Regions from separate parts of the Homo sapiens genome. Here all the other regions are linked to region 1. A link is a loop called in an ENCODE intact Hi-C map of the cell type or tissue named here. Cell type or tissue: heart right ventricle. All regions are shown on one strand.

Evidence for each region. Peaks named below come from ENCODE experiments on the same cell type or tissue, not always from the same donor. Only the 100,000 strongest peaks of a DNase experiment are listed, where the experiment ranks them.
Region 2: a loop joins it to region 1, with 2.6 times the contacts of the local background. A loop is called at or near these places in 17 of 110 quality-filtered maps.
Region 3: a loop joins it to region 1, with 2.8 times the contacts of the local background. A loop is called at or near these places in 17 of 110 quality-filtered maps.

The regions. Positions count from the first base shown.
Region 1 is chr1:17,891,028-17,893,527 of GRCh38, forward strand. No RefSeq gene overlaps it. Among named protein-coding and RNA genes, the nearest start is that of ACTL8, 140 kb to the left of the region's middle. In heart right ventricle, no CTCF peak of the experiment used is centred here; DNase peaks (open chromatin) are centred at 379 and 1,424; H3K27ac peaks cover 1,912 bases.
Region 2 is chr1:17,660,752-17,663,251 of GRCh38, forward strand. All of the region lies in intron 25 of ARHGEF10L (Rho guanine nucleotide exchange factor 10 like), which reads left to right. Among named protein-coding and RNA genes, the nearest start is that of LINC02810, 56 kb to the right of the region's middle. In heart right ventricle, CTCF peaks have their summits at 1,000 (motif pointing right) and 1,199; a DNase peak (open chromatin) is centred at 1,010.
Region 3 is chr1:17,673,789-17,676,288 of GRCh38, forward strand. The region is part of intron 26 of ARHGEF10L (Rho guanine nucleotide exchange factor 10 like); the gene reads left to right. Among named protein-coding and RNA genes, the nearest start is that of LINC02810, 43 kb to the right of the region's middle. In heart right ventricle, no CTCF peak of the experiment used is centred here; no DNase peak of the experiment used is centred here.

The DNA.
Region 1 (2,500 bases):
GATCTCAGCTTGGCAAAGCCCTCCCTCTGGGATTGGGTTCCTCCAGCCTTGCCCCGTCTCTCACCCCCTGCCCACGTGCACCCACATGTCACACTTGCAGTTCCACGGCAGGGCACACACTCGCTCCCTGGAGCATCAGCTCTGGGTCCAAATCTCAGGTCTGCCACTTACAAGCTGAGGGGTGGGCAAATCATTGACCTCAATATGCACTTGTTTCCCTATCTATAAATTGAGGAGTGTAACAGTGCTCCGCTCACATGTGAAGAGCTCTCATGGCACCCAGCAGAATGGAAAGGAGGTGCAATCGCAGGGCTATTTATTGCTCCTGCTGCCGCCGCCGCTGCTGCTGTTGTTGTTACTATTATTAGCCCCAGGGATGGCCGGCCTGGATGCCCTCAAAGGAGAGACCCATTTTGTTTCCATCTTTGGTTCTGCCCAGTGCTTGGTGCAGTGCCAGGCATACAGTAAGTTTTCAATGAATGCTGAGTGAGCAAATCAGTGAGTGGGGGAGGATCTATTCTCTGGGGACCCTCAATCTGATAGGGAGAGGACACACCTCAGACCTCAGGACCTCCCAGGCAGACAAGGGAGGCAGGTTGCACTCATATACAAACGTTGTGGGGTTTCCAAAGGTGTCACTATTAGACTCTTTGGGTGTCCAGCGTGCACCAGCAGGTCTGCAATAAAATCAGCCCACAACAGCACTATGGGGCAAAGAAATTCAAGAGGACCCACCTGGTGTGTAGCACAAGCAGGTTTGGGGAGACACCCCTGCTGTCTGCTGAATCTGCCTGCTGGCTCTGTGAGGGTGCCCCCTGGCCGCCCATCACAACCCCTCTGCTCTTGAGTGGTCTCTGCTGGGGAGCAGGAAAAGGGAGGTCAACTAATGTTGCCTGACAGCCTCCAGGCCAGGGAGTCAAGGTTGGCTGCCATTTAAAGCTTCCTGATTGCCCAGCCCCTGCCTTCCAAAGGTGTCTGTCCTGATGTCCTCCCACAAGCCCAGTTGGCTTCAGCAACCCCCCAACTCCCCAAATCCACACTCACATACCCTGAGCCAGGAGCATGCTCACCTGCCATCTGTTTTCACAATAGCCTTTCCAGGTGACAGCAGGAGCTCCATTTTACATTTGGGAAACTGAGTCACAGGTGCAGTGACTTACCCAAGGCCACACAGCCAGCCGTCTGCATAGCTGGGACTGGAACCAAGAAAAAGTCCCCACCCACTTCTCAGCGTCCTGCACCCTTCAACTCTGGAGATGTCGTGGAGGTTTTCCTGCCTCGGTTTCTCCATCTGCAGAGGCGCTCTTCCTCTGATCTCTGCTCTCCTCTCTGGGCTCTGCGGGGTTAATCTGGGCCAGCTCCAGGAGCACCTGGGACAAGACGTGCTATAAATAGTTTCTATGGCAGGTTGCCATCAGCCACCCTTGGGCTCCAGGGCATGATTCTGGTGCCAGCTGTTTGCCAGCCAGGCTGGGGTCACTGCTGGCAGCTCAGCCTCTTAGCAGCTTGCTTGTCTGGGACGTCGCTCAAAGGACAGTATGTCCTATGTGGTCTCCTCTTTTCTTGTAGTGAAAATCTCTTTTCTCTGATGCTTTTTCAGCCTCTTCTTCCCCAAGGAGGCTGGGTGGAGAGGATGACATTGGCTGTCACATTGGGCAGAGTCTGCAAATCTTCTAGGCCTCAGCTTCCACAGGTGGAAAATGGAGCCACACACCCTAAATGGTGTCCCCAAGGATGTCAAGTTGTAATCCCTGGAATCTGCAAATGTGACCTTATTTGGAAAAAGGGTCTTAGTGGATGTGATTAAGTTAAGGATCCCAAGATAGGGGGACTACCCTGGACTATCTGGGTGAGCCCTAAATGCTATCACGAGTGTCCTCGTAGGAGGGAGGCAGAGGGGATTTCACACACACAGAGAGAAAGGTGCTGTGACATGGAGGCAGAGATTGGAGTGACACAGCCGTAAGCCGGGGAACGCTGACCACTCCCTGAAGTTGCAAGGGGCAGGGAATCCGTTCCCCTTCTGCAGCCTCTGGAGGGAGTGTGGCCCTGCTGCCACCTCGAATTTGGCCAAGGGATGTTGATTTCAGGCTCTGGCCTCCAGAGCTGTGAGAGAATGAATTTGTATTATGTCAACCAGTTTGGGGTGATACCTTAAGCAGCTTCAAGAAGCTAATACTTTGTTTATAAAGATGTGGCTAGAGGTTCCTGAGAGAGAAGGAAGGGAGATTGAGGCCCAGGGGTTGTATGGGAGAGGGGAACAGGGATCTTAGGGCCGTGGAAGTATGACATTTGTGCCTAAAGGGGCTTTGTTGGCACAGACTGGGCTCAATGCGGGAGCAACGGACGCATTCAGCAAAGGTGGAAAAAGCTTCTTTAGTGCACCTCCCCTCCCTCCCTCAATGCTCCCCTCCCCTCCCCTTTTCTCCTCATCCCCTCCCTTCCTCTCCACTCACCTCCCTTCTCTGTGTAGTGGCAGGTGATACAGGGCAGAGTTTCT
Region 2 (2,500 bases), 230 kb before region 1:
CAGGCCCAGAAGAATGGGCTGTCATACAGGGGCAGGCTTGTGCGTGTGGGTCTGTTTTCCAGAATATGTGCGTGCTTTCCCACAGCCACTGGAGGGTAAGGTGAGGAGGGGGTGGAAAGGGCGGGGCTCCCATCAGGCAGGGGCGGCTCTCACCAGAGCTCACAGCAATTGGGTTTAGGATCTCAGAATCACAGTGTGTGAGAGCTGGAAATAATCTCAGAGGACAGAGTTTTGTCCTCATGGTGCAGATAGGAAAACTGAGTCCCAGCAAGGGGAAGTCTCTTGTTCAGGATCCCACCATGGGCCCTCTACTCAGGGACTCCTGTCCAGTGTCCCTTATGAGCTTTTTTCTGAGACAGAGTTTCACTCTGTCACCCAGGCTGGAGTGCAGTGGCACTCCACTGCAACCTTGGCCTCCCGGGTTCAAGTGATTCTCCTGCCTCAGCCTCCCGAGTAGCTGGGATTACAGGCGCACACCACCACACCCAGCTAATTTTTGTATTTTTAATAGAGAAGGGGTTTCACCATGTTGGCTAGGCTGGTCTCGAACTCCCAACCTCAGGTGATCCGGCCGCCCCGGCCTCCCAAAGTGTTGGGATTACAGGCGTGAGCCACCGTACCCGGCCTTTATGAGTTTTTTGATCTATCAGTATTAGCATTATTAAATTTGATCACAGTTCATCATTCTGCCCTGGAGTCGACTTCTTAGAGGATTTCTGGAGACTCCCAGCAAATGCAGGAATGGCATTCATGCAGTCCTTAGGGTTTTAGACCCTAGCTCCTACCCTAGGCTTCCACAGCGAGGCTCTGTTCCAGGGGAGTGGATGCAAGGGCTCCGGTGGCTATCACTGTTGGATAGAGCCCCACTTTCCAGTTTTGGGGGGGTGTTTTCTCAGCATCCCTAGCTGCTTTTTCCCTGGGAGGGGTCCCAGCCCCCATCTCAGCCATAGCAGCCTAATTAGACTCCAGCTTCCAGCCACGAACACTACTCACCTCTGGCCACTGGGGGGCGCTCAAAGCCTTGCATTTTCTTGGCTCCAGCCTCCTGCTGTGGACCAGCATCCCTGGCGGAGCCCTGGCCGCCTTCGGGTCACTCGCCCCTCCTGGACACCAGGCCCAGCTGCAGAGGCCTTCAGAAACCTGAGAGGGCAGTGGGGTTGGAGAAGCAGGCCAGGCCCAGAGTCAGACAGAGCCGAGTTCAAAACCCGTCTGGCCTGTCACCCCTTGGGTGTCTTTGTGCAAGGCCTTAGCTCCATGGGTCGCCGTTGTCACGTTGGTTAAGTGAAGTCAACACTTGCTTCCACACACTGTTGTGTTGTGGCAAATGGCATCAAACAGTAAGAGCCACGGACACAGACTCCTCTGTAGCTGAGTGAATTGGGGTAGTTATTTAAACTCGCTGTGTCTCGGTTGTCTCCGTTATGAACAGGGATAATAATAGTATCTACCACACATGCTTGTTGGGAGTTAAGGAAATAATTCAAGGAAGGAGGGCCTGGTGTGCGGACACAGAACGCTGCGTAACAACCGCTGTCAAGACCCTGACTGTGTGCCCAGATAAATATTCTTGCATATTGTATTGACTCCCTGCAACATCCGGAGAAGGGCAGGCGTGGTTATCATGCCCAGTGTGCAGATAAGGGAAACTGAGGTCCAGAGAGGCGAAGCCCCCGTCCAAGTTCACACAGAAGTTCTGAGGCCGAGGACTGCCCTGCTCTGCCTGCTTCCCTTGGTGCTCACGCTGGCTGGCCGGGCAGAGCGCTCTGTGTGCCTGGAGGTCGAGGGGAGTCCCTGTTCCCCTGCTTCTTTGCGGAGCTTGGATTCTGCCCATTTTAAGTAGGGCATAAGGGCAGAAGGGGAACCTGTTTTATAGATGGGAAAGAGGTGGGGAGGGAGGGAAAACTGGGCCTGGCAGAGCATGGGGTAGGCCAGGGTATGGTAGGGAAGGATGGGGAGGGGGTGGGAGTCTAGTTTGGCTCTTGTGACCACACCCCAGCAGTGGCTTCCATCACGTACCCTGGGGCCCTTCCGGCTTTGGAGACAGCTGTGCCCCATCGTGCCACCAAGCAGCTGGCTCAGAGGGGAAGGGTCTGCCTGTGATGGGCTGCTCTGTACTCTTACCAGGGACCCAGTGGAGGGCAGGTGGGGTAGCAGGGCTCTGACAAGCTCACAGCTAGCTGTGTCCTGCCTTCTAGTCCCCCGCCACTGCTGCCTGTCTCTCCAGAGCATGCCATGGCCCAGGCTGCTCCAGGCTGGGACCCAGCTTCCTCTTCAACCCCCCTTTCCCACCTGGCACCCTGACAAGACAGGGCAGCCACCGGGGTTCTGTGTGGCATCAGGTGTGACTTCTGAGAAGAAACAATCTTGGCGCGCGCCGCTTGGATGCCGGAGAAAATGGTTCTTGGGTGCGCTGATCATCCCAGGGGAGGGGAGGACCTTGCTTGGGCCAGGCTCCTAGGTCTGTTTGGTTTTCAGGGATGGCCGACTGGGGATTCATTGC
Region 3 (2,500 bases), 220 kb before region 1:
AATTATAGAACCTGCCCCAGGACTAAGCAGCTCCGTGTACATGCAGGTCCCAGGGCTGTGCCTGGTGGGAGGAAGCACCACGTGTCAGTTGTTGTGTCATTGTGGTCACAGGACTTGCTCAGGGTGACTGGGACCACACACTCGTTGGTGGAGCCAGGATCTCAGGGTGCCTCTGATTCTGAAGCCCCCACCTGGTCTGCCGTCCTCTGCCCCATCAGCCCCGTGTTCCATTGGGTCTTGTGGGTGCGTATGTCCGCACCATCCTCCCTCCAGATGGCAAAATATCTGTGAGCAGGGCCAGTGTCTTATCCTCTCTGTATTGTCCTGCAGTGCAAGTACAGGCATTGACTTGGCTTCTCTCTCTCCTTTGCTTTCTTTCTCCCCAAAATCTCCCCTTTTTTCCCACGCCAGCTCTTCCCTTCTGCCTGACCCTGAGCCTTCCAGGGCTCCAGTTACCCCTGGGACCCTTGGTCCATGGTGTTTACATGACTAGTGGGCCCTGATTGGGGCTGCTGACCACAGGTGAAGACCGGGATCTTGGCTCCTCCCAGGTACCTGGGGAGAGAAGCGAGCTTCATAGAGTGGGTGGTGACACCAGCCCAGTGACAGCACAGGTCCTGCAGAGCAGGTGCCCCAATGAGGGAGTCTCACCCACAGGAGAGGATGCGGGTCAGCCGCATACACGTGCCCAGCTGTGAGGCAGACACACCTGCCACTGATCCGAGGAGCCCAGGAAGGAACCCAGGAGGGGAGCGAGAGAGGGGAGTGAGAGCGGGGTGGGCCAGGCTCTCTGGAGGGCATTTAGCGGGAGGGCCCCTGAGAAGCGTGAGCTGATGCCTGTGCATGCCTGTGAGAGGGTGGGAAACTGGTCAGTTATATTAACATAGTCACGTGCTGCATAGTGACTTTCAGTCAACAACAGACCACACATATTATGATGGTCCTATACGATTACAATACAGTATTTTACTGTACCTTTTCTATGTTTAGATATGTTCAGATTCACAAATACCATTGTGTTACAGTCGCCTGCAGTGTTCAGTACCGTCTCATGCTGTACGGGTATGAGGCCTAGGAGCAACAGGCTGTACAGCATGACTTAGGTGTGCAGTCAGCTTTACCGCCTAGATCTGTGTAAGGTCACTCTATGATCACATGACAAAATTGCCTAATGATGCCTTTCTCAGAACGGCATTATTCCTGTCGTTAAGCAACACGTGGCTGTATCATATAAGTTCTTGACTGTGGCTTGAGTCTTTTGGGCAATGTCCAGTTGGGAGCTGGGGGTCTGATCAAGCCTGGAAACCCCAACTCTCCCACTCCCCCTCCCCAGCCCTACCTGTTCTGGGTTGGTCCCAGCTTTGTGTTGGTCGCATCAATTCTGACCTTTCTTGCCCAACACCGCCCAGCAGTCTTGGATGTGGATTTACATGTGGAAACAGAACCACCCTTCCCTGCAGTTCTCACAGCCTATGTGGGAAGCAGGGCAACCGCCTTGGCTGAGCCATCCCACCCTGTGGCCTCCCCACCTCCCCGCACTGTCACCAAGGGGAACTTAGAGTCTCAGCCTCAAGATGTTGGTGATGCCCCCTCTGGCTAAGCACGGGCAAATGGGTGCTGAGCAGATACTGTGCACGTATGGGTGCAGGTGTGGGTGTAGGTGTGGGTGCAGGTGTGGGTACAGGTGTGTGTGCAGGTGTGTGTGTATAGGTGTGTGGGTACAGGTTTGTGTGCATGTGTGGGTGCAGGTATGGGTGCAGGTGTGCGTGCAGATGTGTGTGCAGGTGTGGATGCAGGGATGTGTGCAGGTGTGGGTACAGGTTTGTGTGCAAGTGTGGGGATAGGTTTGTGTGCAGGTGTTGGTGCAGGCATGGGTGCAGGTGTGGGTGCACATGTGGTACAGGTGTGTTCAAGTGTAGGTGCAGGCCTGTGTGCAGGTGTGGGTGCAGGTGTGTTCAGGTGTAGGTACAGGCATGAGTGCAGGTATGGGTGCAGGTGTGTTCAGGTGTAGGTACAGGCATGGGTGCAGGTGTGGGTACAGGTGTGTGTTCAGGTGTGGGTGCAGGTGTGGGTACAGGTGTGGGTGCAGGTGTAGGTGCAGGCATGGGTAAAGGTTTGTGTGCAAGTGTGGGTACAGGTTTGTGTGCAGTCATGGGTACAGGTGTGTGTACAGGTGTGTGTGCAAGTGTGGGTGCAGGTGTGTGCAGGTGTGGGTGCAGGTGTGGATGCAGGTATGTGTGCAGGTATGGATGCAGGTGTAGGTGCAGGCATGGGTGCAGGTGTAGGTGCAGGCATGGGTGCGGGTGTAGGTGCAGGTGTACGTGCAGGCATGGGTGCAGGCGTGGGTGCAGGTGTAGGTGCAGGTGTAGGTGCAGGCGTGGGTGCAGGTGTGGGTACAGGTGTAGGTGCAGGCATAGGTGCAGGTGTGGGTACAGGTGTATGTTCATGTGTGGGTGCAGGCGTGGGTGCAGGTGTGGGTGCAGGTGTAGTTGCAGGTGTG